Linked DNA regions of Homo sapiens: region 1 is linked to region 2. Evidence: chromatin contacts called from ENCODE Hi-C or POLR2A ChIA-PET data. All regions are on one chromosome and are shown on one strand. The core of a region is the stretch at or near the end of the contact, and the rest is flanking DNA. Distances in the headings are between cores, read along the strand shown.

The links. Hi-C counts contacts between places; a loop is a spot of excess contacts on that map. ChIA-PET counts read pairs that join two places held with the same protein, here RNA polymerase II (POLR2A). Pooled maps may share reads with other maps.
Region 1: a map of pancreas shows a loop between it and region 2 (7-fold over the local background). The contact joins the promoter of ZNF841 here to the promoter of ZNF701 in region 2. A Hi-C loop is called at or near these places in 1 of 168 maps with a recorded cell type or tissue (pancreas) and 8 of 50 pooled maps. POLR2A ChIA-PET finds 5 or more read pairs at or near these places in 1 of 52 experiments (B cell).

The regions. Positions count from the first base shown.
Region 1 is chr19:52,093,961-52,097,279 of GRCh38, forward strand. It overlaps ZNF841 (zinc finger protein 841), which reads right to left and starts at 1,805. Exons shown (of 7, transcript NM_001136499.2): 1 at 1,615-1,805; 2 at 1-11.
Region 2 is chr19:52,569,013-52,571,979 of GRCh38, forward strand. It overlaps ZNF701 (zinc finger protein 701), which reads left to right and starts at 1,275. Exons shown (of 4, transcript NM_018260.3): 1 at 1,275-1,318. RefSeq lists enhancers at 1-484, 1,294-1,543, 1,704-2,312.

The DNA.
Region 1 (3,319 bases), core at 555-3,054, 470 kb before region 2:
TGCTCTCCAGCCTAGGCGGCAGAGAGAGACCATGTCCCCCCCCAAAACAAAACAGAACAAAGCCAAAAAAAACACCAAAGACATATCTTGTAGTGACAGTCAGTCATTTCTTGCCCCATTTCTCCCCTCCTTTATGCTCTACTCCATCATTGGGAAGAAGAGAGTTACCACAAATAACTGGATCAAGTCACTGCCCTCTGGCTAAATAGGAATTCCAAATATCTTTTGATACAAATACATACAAAATGCACAAGGCTTATAGAAAAAACTTTGGTGATTTTCATCCTCATGAGTACAACTTAAACATATTTCAAATCAGAGTATAAAGCCACAAATCAATATATTACAACCACCATCCATATCCAATCAACTGTCACGCATCTGGATGGGGTCCTCTCCCGCTTTCTTCACGGCTATGTGTTTCCCTCTCTCATTCTGAGCGTCTTTTTTTTCTCCTTTTCTGTTTTGCACCCCTTTCTTTATTCCCTCTTTTATGTCTGTTCTGCCCAATGCTCTGCAACTTACTTCACCTCTCGTAGCTCTTTCTCCCCAATCTTTCCGATTGTCCCCAATCTCCACGTATTTCTGCCTCTTTTCCCCCATCTAAGCTCCCTCTCTGCTCTCCTTGTTAAATTCCCTCTTCCCTGTTACATCTCCTTTGTTCCCACTCTCTAGCACCCCCAATTTCCTAGGCTTACTCCCTGCTGTGGTTCTCCCTCTACTCTGCTTGTCACCCACTGCCCTCTCTCCCTCTCTTTCAGTCCCAGCACCACGTAGCTCTGTCAGCCGCGGCTCCAACTCTTTCACCTTCTCCCCACTGTCTGTCTGTCTGCAGTGCCTCCTCCTTTGCCGCCCCACTCTATTTTGCTGCCCTTCATCTCTCTGAAGGTCCCCTTTTTTTCTAAATTTCTCTGTGTGCTTTTCTCCCCCTGCTACTTTTTCCATCCGTTCTCTTTCACTCTTGCTCTCTTTGCAAGTCCCTAAAGTATCATCCATTTTGCCGTGTATTTATGGGTCTCCCTCATTCTTTTCTCCTCAGTTTTTCCTTTTGCTCCGTCGTTCCCCGTCTTTTCCTCTCCTGATCCCTCTCACCCACACATTCGGGAGGAAAGGGGAGGAATAGGATGCCCACCTCCCGGAAGAGCACATTTTCCAGTGGAGTAAAATTTGGGAAGGAAGAACACTGGGTGTCACAAGACAGACTCAGGTAACCTGTCCCAACGGGGAGTCAAGAAAAGCAGTGGCTGTGAAGGGGAAGCCTGGGGAGCGGAAGGACCCGGCGTGAGGACGACACGAGGTGGCGCGGAGAACGATGTCTCACGACAGGGAGGGTCTGCAGAATCCCAGGACGTGGGAGGAGAAGCGGCTCCTTCAGGAGCCGGACAGTGGGCGCTCCCCTCCAGGGGCAGACGACGGAGGAGCTCGGGGATCGCGAAGGGCGCTAGTCCACATCCCGAATGAGGACTCGACTTGGCGCGGGGCCCAAGCAGAGGGTTTTAAGCGGGAACACTACCTGAATGGGGTTGTCTACATGGTCCTAAGGAAGAAAGGCAGAGAGCAAGGAACGGCCTCAGAGAGATTTTAAACCGAAAGGGAAGCAATTCTCCTACTTACTTGGGACGAAGGGGCTGTTGCGGGTATTTTAAGGTCCGTAGCGATCCCCAGGTCACGGGTATGGAGAACCGAGGACTGCGAAGTGCACGTTTAATCAAGGTAGACGAAGAGAAGCAAACGTTTAATCCAGGTAGACTGAAACACACTCATAGCGACGTGGCCTTTCCCCAGCGCGATCTGCTTCCGGGTGTGCAGGAAACTGGGCGCGGAAAGAAAAACTGGGCGGCCTGGGGGCGGGGCCTAGGCGGGGCGCGACTAGGAAAGGGCTGGGCGGAAAGACTGGCCTGACTTGGGAGTGGCCCGAAAGGGTGGTGGGAGGCCCAGGGCGGTAGGGGGCGTGACTAGGTGGGGCTTGGCTGGACCGAAAACTGGGATGAAGCGGGGCCTCCAGGGGTGGGCGGGGCCGAGGCGGGGCCTGTTCTCCACTCCGCCTCTCACCCAGCAGGATTTTGTTTTCCAGGTTTGGGAGTATTTGTGACTATTTCTTGTCCTGTGAAGCAGCGTTGCTCCTTGCCCATTTTAAATTAATGTTTCAGAATTTAAGGTTGAATCTTAAAGTTGTGGTCCACTTATACTGGAAACTAAGATGATTTATTCTTAACAAGTTGAACTGATTTAAGTCAAAACCGATTTTTCCGAGCCTGGTGGACTCCATCCAGTCTTACCAGAAAAGCTGAAGCTACTCAGTAGTCAGGGAACTGGGATCTCGGTGGGGATTGGATGTGGAGCAGTGACTGGATCCAGGAACCCAGAAGACATTATGCCAAGCGAAATGTGCTAGACACAGTGTAGAAAATGAAATAAGTAGAGGTTCCTCTTCAAAGGGACTTTCCTCCCAGTCTAATTGAGAATAGATAGTAACCTCTCTTAGAAGCAAAATTTACTCAAAGACCTGTGCTAATATTCTTAAATATCTGCTAGCCATAATAGATAAATCAATATACTCTGTGTTCTTAGCTCCCACATTTTAGCCTAGATATTTGCCCTGGCATGCCTGAATTGTTCCAAGCAAGCATTAGGTCACAGCCTATTCCTCTTCCTTATTTGGAAGTGTTTTTGCCTCTCTCAGCCTTCCACAAGTTACTTCCTCTCTTCCTTTGTTCTCCTCTGCCTTTGCCTCTTTTGGGAAGTTCTAAGGTGCTAGCCAATCAGGTCAAGCACAGAATTGGGTCCGATTCCAGCCAATGGAAACCAGACACAGCAGTAGGGTGGACGCGTCAGGTTATTATTATTATTATTTTTTTTGAGACGGAGTCTCGTTCTTTCGCCCAGGCCGGAGTGCAGTGGCGCTATCTCGGCTCACTGCAAGCTCTGCCTCCTGGGTTCACGCCATTCTCCTGCCTCAGCCTCCCGAGTAGCTGGGACTAGAGGCACCTGCCACTGCGCCCAGCTAATTTTTTGTATTTTTAGTAGAGACGGGGTTTCACTGCGTTAGCCAGGATGGTCTCGATCTCCTGACCTCGTGATCCGCCCACCTCGGCCTCCCAAAGTGCTGGGATTACAGGCATGAGCCACCGCGCCCGGCCAGATGCGTCAGGTTATAAATGACCCTTCTCTTTTGTTCATGTGTACTCTCGTGGCAAGACTGCTAGTGAGCAGCACCCTTTCTGCAGAAAGTAAACTAGCCTTGCTGAGAGATCCTTTGTCTCAGTGTTGATTTTTGCGACACTGAGCACCCGTTCCCAACACACACAAAGAAACATAC
Region 2 (2,967 bases), core at 25-2,524:
TGAAAACATGTATTTGGGTTGTATAGAACAGTGAAGTTTCTTTCTCTCTTTTCAACCTCTCAACTGTCCTCTATTTCCCATCACATGCTGGTCTAAGGCCTATTTATTAATAAAATAGTTTTTATTTCTTTCTCTGTTATCGTCGTGAAGATGATTTCTCATTTAGGGGAAGATTTTTTTAGTTTTCAATTGTATTTTCTCAACATTTAAGAGCGAAGTGAAGAGTATTTCTTGGGCCAGGCACAGTGGTTCACGCCTGTAATCCCAGCATTTCAGGAGGCCGAGGCAGGCGGATCACTTGAAGTCAGGAGTTCGAGACCAGCCTGGCCAACATGGTGAAACCCCGTCTCTACCCAAAATACAAAAATTAGCCGGGCATGGTGGCCTGTGCCTGTAATGCCAGCTATTCCGGAGGCTGAGGCAGGAGAATCGCTTCAACCCAGGAGGCAGAGGCTGCAGTGAGCCGAGATGTCACCACTGCACTCCAGCCTGAGCGACAGAGAAATACTCCGTCTTAAAAAAAAAAAGAAAAGAAAAAAAAGAAAGTAATAGATCTCTTCCACAAATGTGCTGGGACAATTAACTGGATATCCACATGGAAAAGAATAATGTTGTATCCCTATCTCACACAATCAAAATTTTATTTTAAAAATTAAAAGAGACGATGAGGGGAGCCCTGCGGGAGGGTGTGTTACTTTGTCGCCCAGGCTGGCCTGGACCCCCAGGCTCAGTGATCCTCCCGCCTCTGGCCCTCAGGCTCCCGCCCACCTGGCCGCATTCCTGCTATGTTTAAGCAGTAGGTGGTGACTTCACTCCTCCCTGGCCTGAACACTCCGTCGCGCATCCCAGGCGGAGGCCCTAGGGAAGTCTCTGAAGCTGAGCACAGGGTGGACTCTCCCTCCTGAGTGAATGGAGAATAGAAAGGGAGAGGATTTCTGTTCTGTTCTGTGGGCCGTCAGCATGAAATTGTACGTTCCGCCCAGGCAGGGCTTTGCATTTTACATTCTTGTTTGCATCCCCGTTCCAGACAATTCCAGGGCTTTCGAATCGTGCTTCAGCCTTCCTGACCGCTCTCGCCTCCAAAGCCCGAAAAATAGAGTCGCTGGGAGCGAGGCTGAGAGACGCACAGGTCCCGCCCCGGCCCCGCCCTCTGCCGGTTCTAAAGGGCAAGGTCTCTCCGCCTGGGGCCCCGCCTCTACCTCGATCAGGCCCCGCCCACCTTCTCGTTGGCTCCACCCAGGCCTGGCTTTAGTCCTGTGCGCACACATCCGCGCAGACCAGGAAGCGGATCCCGTGGAGTGAAGGTCGCACCGCGGCGGTGAGTTTTGCTCTGTGTTGTATTAAGTCTGCACTCCCCATATCCCCGGCACTTCCGTACCTGGGACGTGGGGTCACCACAGACCTGTAAATTCTCGCCCATCTTCCTTCAACCAGAGCAAATGCAGACGTTCCCCTGGGAATCCGGAAGTCGCTTCCTTTTGTGTTTAAAGTCGCCCTGAGGCTGTTCCCGTCTCCAGTCTTTCTGCTACAGGGCGCTGTATACACTTCCTATCGCGTAGTTTCTGTGCTCAAAACCGTTTTTTAACTCCTCCCTCCCCGCGCTTTTCAAAGTCCTCACCCGAGATGTGTATTTCCGCCTGGGCGCCTCCCAGTCTCAACCTTTAGGCGCCTGAAGCGCAAACGTCGCGATCCCAGTCTCAGGGAGGCCGAGTTCTCTGCCTGGTGCTGGGATCTTGTGGACCCCACCGAAGGCGTCGTCGCACCCCACCTCCCGCCTCATGCTGGGCCTTGCTGCACCCCAAGTCTCCCCTTAGCAGTCACCACTTTCCTTGAGCCAGCGTTGGGGAGGTGCCAGGGGCCAGTCCTGTGACACGGTGTGTTCTTGCCTGCCTAGCTCCAACCCCTGAAAAATGAGCCTCTCTGGGATGCAGGCGTCTTACTTCAAACCCTCCTGTGATTGTGTGGGCTAAAGAGATCAGGAGACAGAGAGTAGTAGAAAACCTGAGACAGAGAAAAGAAGAATGAGAAAGACCCATAACAGATGGCAAAGTAGAGGATGGGTGAGGGATTTGCCAAGAGACAGCAAAAGTGAAAAAAAAAAGATAAGAAAGCAGGAGGAGAAAAGCAACTGGAGAAATGTAGAGAAAAGCTAGATGTACAGAGAGATGAAGGACAGACAGCAAGGTAGAGAGGGGCAGCAAAGAGGGAGGCTCATCAGAGTGAGAGAGAGAGAGAGAGAGAGGAGGAATTTGGAGCCAGGGCAGACAGAGCAGAGTGGTGCTGGTGGCAAGGAGAACAGAGGGAGAACCACAGCAGGGAGGACGCCTGGGGATCTGGGGTGCTAGAGAGTGGGGACGGGGGGTAAAACAGAGAAGAGAGAATTTAACAGGGAGAGCGGCAGAGATGCAGAGATGGGATAAGAGGCGGAAATATATGGAGATTGAGGACGATCGAAGAATTGGGGAGAAGGAGCAACAAGAGATTAAATAAGACGTGAGGATGGAGCCCAGGTAATTTTTGTATTTTTAGTAGAGACGGGGTTTCACCATGTTGGCCAGGCTGGTCTCGAACTCCTGACCTCAGGTGATCCACCCGCCTCGACCTCCCAAAGTGTTGGAATTACAGGCGTGAGCCACCGCACCTGGCCACCCAAGCATTCTTGATTGAAAAAGTTTGCTTATGTCTTAGTTCTACAGCTGACCCTCTTTCCCTGCTTTTTGTTTGTTTGTTTGCTTGTTTGTTTTGAGATGCACTTTCGCTCTTGTTGCCCAGGCTGGAGTGCAATGGTGTGATCTTGGGTCACCGCAACCCTTTTTGGTTTTTTTTTTGAGACGGAGTTTCGCTCTTGTTGCCCGTGCTGGAGTGCAATGGTGCGATCTCGGCTCACTGCAACCTCCACCTCCCGAGTTCAAGCGAGTCTCCTGCCTCAGCCTCCCTAGTAGCTGGGATTACAGGCATGTGCCACCA